Linked DNA regions of Homo sapiens: region 2 is linked to region 1. A link is an interaction called in ENCODE POLR2A ChIA-PET data of the cell type or tissue named here. Cell type or tissue: Caco-2. All regions are shown on one strand. Each heading gives the region's core, and the rest is flanking DNA. Links, peaks and the distances in the headings are about the cores only. Region 1 has its middle 12 kb from the start of UQCRHL. Region 2 holds the start of LOC124903854 (a long non-coding RNA gene).

Region 1 (7,661 bases), core at 2,213-4,712:
ATTTGCAAGGGAGGTTCTGGCTGAGCTCCCTGCATGCCACAGCCCGTCTGAGCAGTCTTGGGAAACCCCAAGCTGCCAGGCCCATGACTCACAGGCCCCAGAGAGCATTCTTAACCCTCCCTGACCCCCCATGTGCCTTCTGATTGGGCCCTCAGGGTGACCCCTCATGGGTTTCTCTCCTGCTTCAGCCAGCCCCTCCCTGTGGTCTGAAGTTTGGGATCCTGCTAACTGTAAAGGACCAGTTCAGGATTCCTGGGTCGTATTGTGTTTTTTGTTTGTTTGTTTGTTTTTGAGATGGAGTTTTGCTCTTGTTGCCCAGGCTGGAGTGCAGTGGCATGATCTCAGCTCACTGCAACCTCCACCTCCTGGTTTCAAGCGATTTTCCTGCCTCAGCCTCCCGAGTAGCTGGGATTACAGGCATGAGCCACCATGCCCGGCTAATTTTGTATTTTTAGTAGAGACGGGATTTCTCCATGTTGGTCAGGCTGGTCTCGAACTCCTGACCTCAGGTGATCTGCCCGCCTCGGCCTCCCAAAGTGCTGGGATTACAGGCATGAGCCACCACGGCAGGCCATAATTTTTTTTTTTTTTTTTTTTTTTGGAGACGGAGTTTCGCTTTTGTTGCACAGGCTGTAGTGCAATGGCGCAATCTCGGCTCACTGCAACCTCCGCCTCCTGGGTTCAAGCGATTCTCCTGCCTCAGCCTCCCGACTAGCTGGGATTACAGGCATGTGCCACCACCCCGGCTAATTTTGTATTTTTAGTAGAGATGGGGTTTCTCCACGTTGGTCAGGCTGGTCTTGAACTCCCAACCTCAGGTGATCCGCCTGCCTCGGCCTCCTAAAGTGCTGGGATTACAGGCATGAGCCACCGCTCCTGGCCTAATTTTTTGTATTTTTAGTAGAGATGGGGTTTTACCATGTTGGCCAGGCTGGTCTCAAACTCCAGACCTTAGGTGATCCACCTGCCTCGGCCTCCCAAGGTGCTGGGATTACAGGCGTGAGCCACCGTGCCCGGCCCGTATTGTGTTTTCCTGAGGAATCCTTGCGTGTTTATGGATTCCTCAGGAATCCATAACCCAGAGAGGGTGTGAGACCGGCCGAGCTCACACAGCTGGTTAGTGGCCAAGCCCTGGGTGTCCTGACTGCCAGAACAGGGCTTTCCCACCCCTCCCACTGCCTCTCTTATCTTCCAAGACCTACTTGTAAACACAAGCAGGCACCTGCAAACATCTGATCACCTCTGCGAGGAGGAGGATGAAGGTGGGAAGGAAAAAAATTACCACTCACACTGGGTGAAGGTCACTCTGATCTTCTGAGACCCCTCACCATCCTCTTCCTACTTGGCACTTGTCTCCCACATGCTATAGATATTGGGTCAGGTCCCCCACTCCTCTTCTCTTGCCATCTTCTCAGTCAGTAGGCCCCTCCCCCTTGTCCAGACATGACTACCCTCTCAGCCCGACTTTCCTGTTGGCAGAAGAGTGTGTGATGGCCTCCTCTCACCCCCTTGTTCTTACGTCATCAGTGAGAGGCAGGGCATCCAGGAGCTCAGGCTCAAAGACTTTCCCCTTTATCCCGTTAGTTTGTTAGATAAGAAACTTTTGATTTCAAAATAACTTTAGATTTATTGAGGCTGGGCATGGAGGCTCACGCCTGTAATCCCAGCATTTTGGGAGGCCGAGGTGGGCAGATCACGAGGTCAGGAGATCGAGACCATCCTGACCAACATGGTGAAACCCAGTCTCTACTAAAATACAAAAAATTAGCCAGGCGTGGTGGTGTGTGCCTGTAGTCCCAGCTACTTGGGAGGCTGAGGCAGGGGAATTGCTTGAACCTGGGAGGCAGAGGTTGCAGTGAGCCAAGATCGCTCTACTGCACTCCAGCCTGGTGACAGAGCAAGACTCCGTCTTAAAAAAAAAAAAAAAAAACAGCCGGGTGCGGTGGCTCACGCCTGTAATCCCAGCACTTTGGGAGGCCGAGGCAGGCAGTTCACGAGGTCAGGAGATCGAGACCTTCCTGGCTAACACGGTGAAACCTCATCTCTTCTAAAAATACAAAACATTAGCCGGGCGTCGTGGCGGGCACCTGTAGTCCCAGCTACTCAGGAGGCTGAGGCAGGAGAATGGCGTGAACCCGGGAGTCAGAGCTTGCAGTGAGCCAAGATCGCGCCACTGCACTCCAACCTGGGTGACAGAGCGAGACACTGTCTCAGAAAAAAAAAAAAAAAAATCTCACGCAACTATGGCACATTTGTCCAAACTAGGAAACTGACATTGGTACAACATGACTCACCAAACTCCAGACTTTACTGGGATTTCACCAGATTTTCCACTAATGTCCTTTCTTCCTTTCCAGAATCCATCCCAGGAAACCACATGACATTTGGTCATCTGCCATTGCATTCCTTTACGTGTATGATCAAGGTAATAATTCTCTTTGTTTTGTAGGTGAGGAAAAAAGCAATTCAGTGGCCAAGGGATTGCCCTGTCTCATCTAGGAGGCTAAGGCAGTGGAATAAAGGGTTTAGGACTTGGCTAAATATAGAGCTGGAATCTATGTGGTGTGACCTTGAGCCTTCGTCTCCCTGTGTGAACGATGGGATCATAGATCATTCCTTCCTTCCAGGCAGCAGTGGGAACTAAATGAGATAATACATATGGGCATATGCATGCCCACGAAATGGTAGCTGCTGCTGTTGTTATTACTGTCAGTATCCTCATCAAGGAGTCTCGATCCCAGGCAGGCTGCCTAACTCCTGAAACCTAGCTTCCTGTTCAGCGTAGTCAATCATCCCACCTCTCCAGCCTCACCCCAGACAAGACAGACAAGAGCTCAGGAAATAAATGTCAGTTTTTGACACCCTTCCTCACCCTCAAAACTTAAAGACATTGTGTCTCAAGGTCAAATAGCTGGCTAGGAGCTTAACCAGAGAGAGAGTCTAGTTTTTTTTTTGTTTTTTGTTTTTTGTTTTTTTTTGTAGAGATGGGGTCTCACTCTATTGCCCAGGCTGAAATAGAACTCCTGGGCTCAAGTGATCCTCCTGCCTCGGCTCCCAAATTGCTGGGATTATAGACATGAGCCACTTCACCCAGCCCGAGAATCTAGGTCTTGCTAAGACCTTATCCCATCCACTGGGCAGAACCCCTCCCTCCTGTCTTCCTCCTCCCCTCCCCTCCCTTCCCATTCAGAGACCACTCTGGGGAACAGAGGCCACCGGCCAGCTGCTCTTAATTCCACCTCATGGGATGCCCTGCAAGGGACCCCACCACCTCCTCTGGCCTAAAGGAGCTGTCATAAACACCTGATGAAGGAAGCGTTGCAAGGTCATTTTCATTTTCAAAAGAAGGTAAAATCATGACTCCCACACAGATAGAAAATGAATAGGTATTAGCCATTTTATTTAACTCATAAGGGAGCCAGGTGATGTTATAACCAGCTCAAAAGGGCAGCTAAGGGCCGGGCACAGTGGCTCACGCCTGTAATCCCAGCACTTTGGGAGGCCGAGGCAGGTGGATTGCCTGAGGTCAGGAGTTCAAGACCAGTCTGGCCAACATGGTGAAACCCCGTCTCTACTAAAAATACAAAAATTAGCTGGGCATCATGGCATATGCCTGTAATCCCAGCTACTTGGGAGGCTGAGGCAGGAGAATCGCTTAAACCCAGGAGGCGGAGCTTGCAGTGAGCTGAGATCATGCCACTGTGCTCTGCTCCAGTCTGGGTGACAGAGCGAGACTCTGTCTCAAAAAAAAAAGGGGGGACAGCTAAGAACAGTCACATTCATAGGTCAGGAATATTGAAATGAATGTGCAAATGAAAACTGGTTTTTCAACAAGAAAGCGAGGGAGAACCTCTACTAGACAGGGCAATATATCATTTACCTATAATTTACAGAGCTGTAAAGTCGCTCAAAGACAATAAAAGGCTAGAATCTGATAACCAGGAAGGGTGTGCTGGGTGTAGATAGTGCATTATTTTCCACTGAATCACATACATTTTTTTCTGCAGAAGGAAGGTTATGAGCAGGGTACACTCCAGAGTCTCTCTAATCTGATGCTCACTCTCTGAGAATTAGTATGAGTCATACAGGATACAAGGACCTTTCTGGATGGATTGGGAAAATTATATGTCACTTACAAGCAAGAGGCCTGCAGTCTAAACTCCCCCTCTTAAGATGCAGGTCTTGGCCTGGCGTGGTGGATCACACATGTAATTCTAGCACTTTGGGAGGCCAAAGCAGGAGGATCACTTGAGCTCAGAAGTTCAAGAGCAGCCTGGGCAACATAGAGAGACCTCATCTCTAAAAAAAAAAAAAAAAAAAAAAAAGATGCAGGTCTTAGCTGGGCACGGTGGCTCACTCCTGTAATCCCAGCACTTGGGAGGCCGAGGCAGGAGGATTGCTTGAGGCCAAGAGTTCCAAATCAGCCTAAGCAGCATGGTAAAACCCCATCTTTACAAAAAATTTAAAAAATTAGTCAGGTGTGGTGGTGCATGCTTGGGGTCCCAGCTACTTGGGAGGCTGAGGTAGGAGGACTGCTTGAGCCCAGGACATCATCAAAGCTGCAGTGAGCTGTATTTGCACCACTGTACTCCAGCCTGGGCAACAGAGTGAGACTGTGTCTCAAAAAAAAAAAAGATGCAGAGATGCAGAGCTCCAGACATTAAAGGTTTTTTCAGTTGGACATTGGCACCTGTGTTACACGATGGGTTCTGAAACATTCTAGAATATGGATTTCTGAAGTGGGTCTGTAGTGGAGGACTATAGAATTTTCACTGGACCTGCTTTGATCCTGTCTCTGCTGTGCGGCCTTGTGCAGTTATACCAGCTCTCTGATGTGCAGCTTCCTCCTCTTTGGCAATGTCAAAATTGCTACTTCATAGATTATTTTGTTACATAAACTGTACATTAAAGTGAGGAGAACATTTTTTGGAAAATGTTCTCAGTCCCTGCAATTCTTCCTCATCAGCTCAGCCTCCTCCCCTCTCCCCATCCCCCCATTCAATTCCCGGTTCCCACCATTTGTCTCTCTAGCAGGGTAGGGAGGGGCTTGGGTTGCCCTGGAGGGGCTGGCCTGTGGCCTGTGCTGGGTGAAGTTCACACCTGGGTGTGCCCTCGGGAAAGGGGCCTCTGGGGACAGGGTGACCATCAGAAAGGCTCAGGGCTCCCAGTGCACCATGCTGTCCTTTGTCCCAGCTCTGATTCTGTGCTTACTGTGCCCAGGTTCCCAGGTATGGAATTGCAGGGTAGCAGCATGGGGACTTCCAGGTGGGCCCCTCCTAGCAGGTGGGGGTTTGAGCCAATGAAGAATTCAGTCTGCTGACACAGGTCTCCCTCCAAAAGGGCGTGTCTCTAGGACAGAGGCAGCAATTCCACAGCCATATCACTCACTTTCTAGTTTTTTGTTTTGTTTTGTTTTGGAGAGAGGGTCTCGCTCTGTGGCCCAGGCTGGAGGGCAGTGGCGTGGTGCGATCTCAGCTTACTTCAACCTCTGCATCCCAGGCTCAGGTGAATCTCCCAACTCAGTTTCCCAAGTAGCTGGGACCACAGGTGCTCACCACCACGCCCGCCTAATTTTTCTTTTTTTCTTTTTTTTTTTTTTTGAGACGGAGTTTCGCTCTCGTTGCCCAGGCTGGAGTGCAATGGCGTGATCTCGGCTCACCACAACCTCCGCCTCCCAGGTTCAAGCAATTCTCCTGCCTCAGCCTCCCGAGTAGCTGGGATTACAGGCATGCACCATCACGCCCAGCTAATTTTGTATTTTTATAGTAGAGACGGGGTTTCTCCATGTTGAGGCTGGTCATGAACTCCTGACATCAGGTGATCCACCCGCCTCGGCCTCCCAAAGTGCTGGGATTACAGGCATGAGCCACTGCGCCTGGCCCTGCCTAATTTTTCTATTTTTAGTAGAGATGGAGTTTCTCCACATTGCCCAGGCTGGACACTCTTTCTTTTTCTTTTTTTTCCACCAGTTGTCAAGTGATCCTTTATTGAAATATTTTCCTTTCTGCTTCTTAACTGGCTGGGCATTCCACAGCACCACTGTTGATGTCATCTATGATGTCATGAGGGTAGCGGCCATCAACATTACAGCCCACAGACTGGGCAGTCCCCAGGATCTCTTTAATGGTTCCAGAGAGTTCCCTGGCTAAAGATCGGTGCCACGTGTGTCAAGCAATGTTGACGATCTCATCAAAAGTGATATTCCCACTGTGTTTAATGTTTTTCTGTTTCTTTCTGTCTCTTAGTGGTTCCCTGAGGGCTTTGATGATCAGGGCAGAGGCAGAAGGCACCACCTCAATCTGGGCCTGTCTGTTCTGAATGGTCAGTTTCACTGTAATCCTCAGGCCCTTCCGGTAACCCGTTGCCTTGGCAATGTTATCACCAACCTTTTTTGGAGACAGACCCAGGGGGCCGATCTTGGGGGCCAGCGCAGAAGCAGCGACTTCACCTCCAGTGCACCTCAGGTATACAACTTTGATCTCTCTGGGGTCAAACTTCACGGCATGGTGGAGGTGGCTGGTGTGGGATGAACCCGGATTCGGGACAACCGAAGAAAGTTGCACCTTGGTCTCCTTCTCTTTTTTTTTTTTTTTTTTTTTTTTTTTTTTTTTTTTTTTGAGACAGAGTCTTTCTCTGAGAGAGAGTCTAGCTCTATCGCCCAGGCTGGAGTGCAGTGGCATGATCTTGGCTCACTGCAACCTCCGCCTTCCGGGTTCAAGCGATTCTCCTGTCTCAGTCTCCTGAATAGCTGGGACTACAGGCACACGCCACCATGCCCGGCTAATTTTTGTATTTTTAGTAGAGACGAGGGTCTCACCATATTGGTCAGGCTGATCTCGAACTCCTGACCTCAGGTGATCCACCGGCCTCTGCCTCCCAAAGTGCTGGGATTACAGGCGTGAGCCACCGTGCCTGGCCCAGGCTGGACACTTTCTAGTTTTGCAATCTGTTCTCTCCTCTCAGCCTCACTGCCACCCTGCGTGGTGCGTGGGCCGGAATGACCCTTCCCCTCTTGCAGTTTGGAGAAGTTGAGGACCCGTGTGAACCCTGAAATCATTCATGCCCGGGCTCCCCGTTCGCCAGCCCATGCTGCCCTCTAGTGGTTGTGTGCGCACCTGCCTTTAGGGAGTCCAGGACAGCCGGGACAACCAGCTCATCTGCAGACAGCAGTGGCCAGCCTTCCCAGGCTGCGCAGGGGACCCTAGGCAGGGACCGTCCCCCTCAGGACCCTTCCAGCACTGCATGCCTTCACCAGCTCCTCTTCCTGTCTCGCAGCATCTGGTTTAGATGCATAGATAGATGTATTATATACGTATATTTTAATTGTGCTAAAATACATGTAAAATTTACCATCGCAACTAACTGTACGGTTTCATGGCATTAAGTACCTTCACACTGTTGGGCAACCATCACCACCATACATCTCCAGAACTATTTTTTTTTTTAAGACAAAGTCTTACTGTGTCACCCAGGCTGGAAGCGCAGTGGTGCAATCTTGGCTCACGACAACCTCTGCCTCCTGTGTTCAAGTGATTCTCCCACGTCAGCCTCCCAAGTAGCTGGAACTACAGGTGCCCGCCACTCCACCTGGCTAATATTTTATTTTATTTTATTTTTGAGACAGACTCTCTCTCTGTCGCCCAGGCTGGAGTGCAGTGGCG
Region 2 (7,661 bases), core at 2,795-5,294, 190 kb after region 1:
GATCGTGCCACTGCACTTCAGCCTGGGTGACAGAGTGAGACTCCATCTCAAAAAAAAAAAAAAAAAAAAAAAAAGAATTTGTTTAGCAGGTTTTCTGGTCTTCACTGGAAAGCCCCTTTAAAAAAATTAAAATAAAAGTATTGATATATACTATCACATAGATTAACCATGAAAATGTTATGCTAAGTTAAAGGAGCCAGTAACAAGAGATATATACTGTATGAGTCCAATTATATGAAATATCCAGAAAAGGCAGTCCATAAGAGACAAAGTTTATTTTATTTATTTATTTATTTTTGAGGAAAAAAAATAAAACCTGCCACCACGCCCAGGTAATTTTTTTTTTTTTTTTTTTTTTTTTTGCGATGGAGTCTTGCTCTGTTGCCCAGGCTGGAGTGCAGTGGCGTGATCTCGGCTCACTGCAAGCTCCGCCTCCCGGGTTCACGCCATTCTCCTGCCTCAGCCTCCCGATTAGCTGGGACTACTGGTGCCCACCACTGCGCCTGACTAATTTTTTGTATTTTTAGTAGAGAAGGGGTTTCACCATGTTGGCCAGGTTGGTCTCAAACTCCTGACCTCAGATGATCCACCTGCTTCAGCCTCCCAAAGTGCTGGGATTACAGGTGTGAGCCACCGCACCTGGCAGACAAAGTTTATTAGTGGTTGCCTAGGGCTTGTGGAGAATCGGGGGATGGCAGTATATGGGAAGTGACTGCTAATGGGTATAGAATATCTTTTTGGAGTAATGAAAATGTTCTAAAATTGATTTGTGGTGTTTGTTATACACACCTGTGAATATACCAAAAACCACTGAATTGTACATTTTATTTATTTTTTGAGACAGAGTCTTGCTCTGTTGCCCAGGCTAGAGTGCAGTGGCGCGATCTCGGCTCACTGCAACCTCCGCCTCCTGGGTTCAAGTGATTCTCTTGCCTCAGCCTCCCTAGTAGCTGGGATTACAGGCATGTGCCACCATGCCCGGCTTCTTTTGTATTTTTTAGTAGAGAGAGGGTTTCTCCATGTTGGTTCGGCTGGTCTTGAACTCCCAACCCCAGGTGATCCACCCACCTTGGCCTCCCAGAGTGCTGGGTTTACAGGCGTGAGCCACTGCGCCCGGCTGAATTGTACATTTTAAATGGGTGATTTTGTGATATGTGATTTAATCTCAATAAAGTTGTTAAAAATTAGTTTTGAAAAGTTCACACTGGCTGTTGAGAATGGGTTGTACCGGGCAAAAGGAGAAACACAAAAATGTTAATGGGGCTAGAAAGGTGGTGACAAAAGAGAGAGAAGCAGGTGAATTAGAGAGATACTTTGAAAAGTCAACAGGACTTGCCAATGGGTTGGACCTGGAGAATGAGGGAGAGGGAGGAATGACTTCTGAGTTGAGGGAAAGTAAACCCAAGAAATGATACACGATCAATAAATCCCAGTATCCAAGAAGTACTCTGTGTTGTACTAGGATTCAGATCCAAGATTCAACTCCTTGGAATGGGTTAGGGTTGGATTTAGGATATTTTACAACACCCTCCCACCTAGATCCAACAAGCTTTTGTGGCAGACCCGCCTGCTCACAGTTCTGCTCACTGAACTCTCCCCACCACCCCCTGCCTCTCTTAAGAGAATCACTTCTGTAGCAGAGTTCCCACAGCTCTGCCCCTCAGCTGCTTTCCTCTTGGGCCTCACCCCTTTTGGACTCTGCTCAATAGCGTCTTGGGATCTGGCTCAGAGTGTAGACTCCTACTTTTCTCATCACTCTATGAGACACACTTTGAACCTCCATTACCTGTGACCATAAATGGCTAGAGATATTTCCAGTCCTTAATTTTAAGTCAGGATGGGGTGGAGTGGAGGTTGAGAGCAGGGAGAGCTCAGAAACCAGAATCCTGCTCTAGACCAGCAGTGCTACCAAGAAGAATAGGTCCCATTTATCGATCAACGCTGTGCGTCAAGCACCTTCCAAATGATTGCTAACATTTCCAAATATTGACTTTGTGCCGGACACTCTTCTAAGCACTTTATGTGTATTGAGTCACTTAATTCTCACAGAAATCCTAGGAGGTATTATCTTCATTTTACAGATGAAACTGAAGGATAGAGGAGGGACAGTCTCTTGTCTAAGGATACACAAGCAGTACATGACGGCACAAGGATTCAAAGCAGGTAATCTGACTCAAGCTCAGTCCTCACCACCAGTTTATATTGCTACATGTAAGACCTCATTTCATCCTTCTAGAAGTCCTCAGAGACAGGAACTGTGAGTAATCATTCCCATTTCATGGATAAAGAAACTGAGGCATGGGGATTTTAATTAATGTACCCGAGTTCACATAGCTAGTAAACGGCAGACTCTCCAAATTGGAAGACAGTTGTGGAGTGAAAATATTTATTATTTTTTTTTTTGAGACGGAGTCTCATCCTGTTGCCCAGGCTGGAGTGCAGTGGCACACCTCGGCTCACTGCAACCTCTGCCTCCCAGGTTCAAGCGATTCTCCTGCCTCGGACTCCCTAGTAGCTGGGATTAAAGGCGTGCACCACCATGCCTGGCTATTTTTTTTTTCTTTTTTGGAAGAAAATGACTTTATTCTAATTAACTCACAAAGAATAAAATCATAACAGCTAGTTTAAGGAGGCCACACAAACATTTGCCCAGTCCCAGATTCTACAGAGTAGGAACACCCTCCCTTCCATTTCAATTCTGAAGCAAGGAAGCTAGGAATGACAGGAGAAGTTTAACTGATGCTTACACTTTATACCCTCACTACCAATTCTATTTTTATACTAAATTAATTAGTATGAGAGCTGATTTTCCATCTCTCCAGGTTGAACTTCTTGATTAGGCCAATCCGTTTGCAAGTCGGCACTGTTTCAGCACCTCATTGAAACCCTCACAGAGCTTGATGTCACCCTGGTTCTCGGCACACTCCAGAAACTGTTTGATCTCACAGAAGCAAGGCTGCTGCTGCTGTGCCGGCTGGGTTCCCTGAGGCTCCTGGTAAGTGATGTCAGGCCTCGCAGGCTCAGCATTACTTCCTCCACTGAAGCCCCCAGTAATGGCATGACCCAGTATGTGCCCCACAGCAGAGCCCACAGCCACGCCAGCTGCAGTGGTTGCCATCTGGGCCATCAGACCTGGCTGCCGGGGCGCAGCAGCAGAAGAGCCAACTGTAGATGGCGGTGCCGCTGCTGGTGGCTGAGCGACTGGTGCTGGCCTGGGTGCAGCTCTCATCTGAGGGGCCCGGCTGGCCGGAGGGGCCATGCGGGAGGTGTGGCTTCGGCTTCCAGGTATCCTAGGTACGCGACGGCTCGGCCTCCGGACGTGTGACAACCAGCGAAGAGCTAAGTGACTTCTTCCGCCTGGCTAATTTTTGTATCTTTAATAGAGACGGGTTTCACCATGTTGGCCAGGCTGGTCTCGAACCCTGACCTCAGGTGATCCGCCTGGCTCAGCCTTTCAAAGTCCTGGGATTACAGGCATGAGCCACCAGGCCGAAAACATTTATTTCTAACCTTTAGAGCACAAACTCTCTGTCTATACTAATTACATGGGGAGTCACCTTGCTGCGCTCCAAAACGCTCAGTTTCATCACCACATGGTCACCAGCAAAGTTTCGTTTCTTTTAAGTGGCGTGATCTCAGCTCACTGCAACCTCTGCCTCCTGGGTTCAAGCGATTGTCCTGCCTCAGCCTCCAGAGTAGCTGGGATTACAGATGCGCGCCACCACACACGGCTAATTTTTGTACTTTCAGTAGAGATGGGGTTTCGCCTAGTTGGCCAAGCTGGTCTCGAACTCCTGACCTCAAGTGATCCCAAAGCGCTGAGATTACAGGCATGAGCGACCACACGCCCGACCTTCACCCATTATTTGTCAGGAAATTTCTGGCCAGCCTAACATTAGCAGGTGTTGACGTAACTAAAAGCTTCTGTCTTACTTTGAGGAAATGCTCTTGCACAACTGAACTAGCCTCATTGACACAATTCTGCACCGTTTCACTGCTTCACCATAGCCAGCCCAGACAAGTCTCAAGCGCCGGTTTCCTTTCTTTGGTCGCACCAGCCAAAGCCAGGACTTTGTAAAAGGATACGGCGCAAACCCCAGGAATGCCTCGCCTATGCGCTCAGAGCCACAACTGCCTTCGCGAAAAGCTCTGCCAAAGGGCGGTTGCGCCGCATCACGTGCCTGCGGCGTAATCTCCCACTGGGCAGCGGCGCTGGCTCACGTGACACGTGCAGGCCAATGCCTGGCGTCCGCGCATTTGGCTCCTGGTTGCTAGGCGACGCCAACCCGATTCTGGTTGCTGGAGTTTATCCTCCCGAGGTTGCTGTGCGAGTTTCGGACTCAGCTCAAGCGCTTGGATCCCTACAGCACCTGCGAGGGCTTCTCCTGGCTGCCGCTTTCGTTCTGGCGAATGTTCGGGGTGGCAGCCCCCCTTCGAGGCTTGCACGAGGGCGTCCCGGCATCCGCGATCAAGCGGGCCCTGCTGCTTTTGGGGCTGACCCTGCGGCTGGGGTGCTGCGGCGTCGCTCTGGCTATGCCCGGTCCACTCACGGACTCCCTGCTTTGGCCTGCTCAGCTCAGGAGAACCGGGCCCGACTCCATTTCGGGCAGTGGTGGACAGGGAAACTAGTGCCTGCCTGTAGTGGTCCCAGGCATAGAGCTTCCTGCAGCTACCCTGTGGCTTAGTTCACGTTTTGTTGCTTTGACCACCGATGAGAAATGTGCAGTAGGGACCCTGTAGGAGTCTGCTTACCCGAAATGGTTTCTGTCTTGAATAGTTGTTGAGTGAAAGGTAACGTGTTTCGATTAAATATATATGTGTGTGTGTGTGTGTATTCCCAGAAGTGAAAAGACTTAAATATTCTTTTTTTTTTTTTTTTGAAATGGAGTCTCGCTCTGTCGCCCAGGTTGGAGTGCAGTGGCGCGGTCTCGGCTCACTGCAACCTCTGCCTCCCGGGTTCTCTGCCTCAGTCTCCCAGTAGCTGGGATTACAGGCGCCCACCACCACGCCTAGCTAATTTTTTTTTTTTTTTTTTTTTTTTTTTTTTTTTTTTAGTAGAGACGGGGTTTCACCATCTTGGCCAGGCTAGTCTTGAACTCCTGACCTCGTGATCCACCCACCTCGGCCTCCCAAAGTGCTGGAATTACAGGTGTGAGCCACTGCGCCTGGCCTAGGATTTTCAATCTAGAAACGGTCGTGGAGTGTCTGGGACTTGTATGTAGCTCGCTGTTTACTAGAGGGTTTGGTATTTCACGTGTATTTAATTTATATTTGGATTGGATTTTACTTACTTTTCTAATCAGCCTGTGAACTAAAGTGAACAAACAGGTTTCAGTGCCCTTTGTTTTCAGACATAAGGAAACATGACCGGAGAAATTATAGTCATGCATTGTTTAACAGAGATATGAGAAATGCATCTTAGGTGAATCTATCATTGGAATATCATAGAGTTTTTTTGTTTGTTTGTTTTGTTTTTGAGACAGGGTCTTGCTGTGTCGCTCAGGCTGCAGTGCAGTGGTGCCATGACAGCTCGCTGCAACCTCGATCTGCTGTGATACTTCTGCCTCAGCCTCCTGAGTAGCTGGGACTGCAGGCCTGCATCACCATGCCAGACTAATTTTTTAAAATTAAATTATATATTTTTGTATATTTTAATTTTCTTTTTATAGAGAAAGGGTCTTGCTATGTTTCTCAGGCTGGTCTCGAACTCCTGGTCTCAAGCAATCCACCTGCCTCAGCCCCCCAAAGTGCTGGGATTACAGGCCTGAGCTACCATGTCTAGACCACAGCCGGCTAATTTTAATTTTTTTTGTATAGACAGGGTTTCTCCCTCTGTTGCCCAGTCTGGTCTCCAACTTCTGGGCTCAAGCAGTCTTCCTGCCTTGACCTTCTAAAGTGTTGGAATTACAGGCATGAGCCACTGAGTCCTGCCCATAGAGTGTACTTACGCAAACCTAGATAGTATAGCCTACTGCACACCTAGGCTATATGATACAGCCTACTGCTCCTACGCTACAAATCTCTACAGCATGTTACTGTACTGTATACTGTAGGCAATTGTAACACAATGGTTGGTATTTTTGTATCTAAACATAGAAAGGGTACACTAAAAATGGTACAATAAAAATACAATATTGTAATCTGATGGAACCACTGTCTTATATGCAGTCTGTTGTTGACTAAAGATCATGTGACATGTGACTGTATTTGCTCAATGTATTGCATGGAGAGGGCCAGTGCTTCTCAAATGTGTGTAGTAACCACTTAGCAATCTTTTGTTTTTTTAAGACGGAGTCTCACTCTGTCACCCACGCTGGAGTGCAGTGGTGCGATCTTGGCTCACTGCAACCTCTGCCCCCCGGGTTCAAGCAATTCTCCTGCCTCAGCCTCCTGAGTAGCTGGGATTTCAGGCGCACACCACCACGCCCGGCTAATTTTTGTATTTTTAGTAGAGACGGGGTTTCACCACCTTGGCCAGGCTGGTCTTGAACTCCTGACCTCGTGATCCACCCCCCTCGGCCTCCCATAGTGCTGGGATTACAGGCGTGAGCCACCGCGCCCGGCCAGGAACCTTGTTAAACTGTATATTCTGATTCATTAGGTCTGGAGCAGGTCCTGAGAATTTCTGCAGTTCTGACAAGCTCCCAGGTGTATATGATTCTGCTGGTGTGATGCACGCCTCAAATAGCAGTAGCCCTAAGTGACACGGTTAATAGCACAATTGCCTCCTTTCCATATCTGATTCTTATGCCCAAACAACAATTTCTTAATATTTATGAAATTTCAGTTACATATGAAGAGAAAGTCATAGGATGGAAATGACAAATAGCGTTGCCAAGATAGAATTTTTATTAAGGATTCATTTTGCTTATTTTATTACTTGAAAATCTGAGAATTCACAATATTGGAAATAATGGGCTTAAAAATATCAAGCTGGCTGGGTGTGGTAGCTCGAGCCTGTAATCCCAGCACTTGGGAGGCCGAGGCGGGGGGATCACCTGAGGTCAGCAGTTTGAGACCAGCCTGGCCAACATGGTGAAACCCCATCTCTACTAAAAATACAAAAATTAGCCAGGCATGGTGGTGGGCGCCTGTAATCCCAACTTCTCGGGAGGCTGAGGCAGGAGAATTGCTTGAACCCACGAGGCGGGGTTTGCAGTGAGCCAAGATGGCACCACTGCACTCCAGCTTGGGCCACAAGAGCAAAACTCCATCTCGAAAAAAAAAAAAGTATCCAGCGACACGGTAGCTCACGCCTGTAATCCCAGCACTTTGGCTGGTCAAGGCAGGTGGATCACGAGGTCAGGAGTTCAAGAACAGCCTGGCCAAGATGGTGAAACCCCATCTCTAATAAAAACGACAAAAATTAGCTGGGCACAGTGGCAGGCACCTGTAATCCTAGCTACTCGGGAGGCTGAGGCAGGAGAATCGCATGAACCTGGGCGGCAGATGTTGCAGTGAGCCGAGATTGCGCCACTGAACTCCAGCCTGGGCGACAGAGAGACTCCATCTCAAAAGAAAAAAAAAAAGTATTAAGCTTTTTGTTGTTAGAAAGTCTTTAACTGCTGGGCGTTGTGGCTCACGCCGGTAATCCCAGCACTTTGGGAGGCCAAGGCAGGCGAATCACCTGAGGTCGGAAGTTCAAGACCAGCCTGACCAAC

The links. Peaks named below come from ENCODE experiments on the same cell type or tissue, not always from the same donor. Only the 100,000 strongest peaks of a DNase experiment are listed, where the experiment ranks them.
Region 2: POLR2A ChIA-PET joins it to region 1 with 10 read pairs; 6 of 35 experiments call an interaction of 5 or more read pairs at or near these places.

The regions. Positions count from the first base shown.
Region 1 is chr1:15,791,640-15,799,300 of GRCh38, reverse strand. It overlaps the pseudogene RPL12P14. Among named protein-coding and RNA genes, the nearest start is that of UQCRHL, 12 kb to the left of the region's middle. RefSeq lists an enhancer at 7,024-7,524. In Caco-2, for the core only: no CTCF peak of the experiment used is centred there; DNase peaks (open chromatin) are centred at 3,700 and 4,030.
Region 2 is chr1:15,600,219-15,607,879 of GRCh38, reverse strand. It overlaps LOC124903854 (a long non-coding RNA gene), which reads left to right and starts at 4,337. Exons shown (of 3, transcript XR_007065483.1): 1 at 4,337-4,791. It also overlaps the pseudogene CHCHD2P6 and the pseudogene LOC124904764. In Caco-2, for the core only: no CTCF peak of the experiment used is centred there; a DNase peak (open chromatin) is centred at 4,219; H3K4me3 peaks cover 1,320 bases.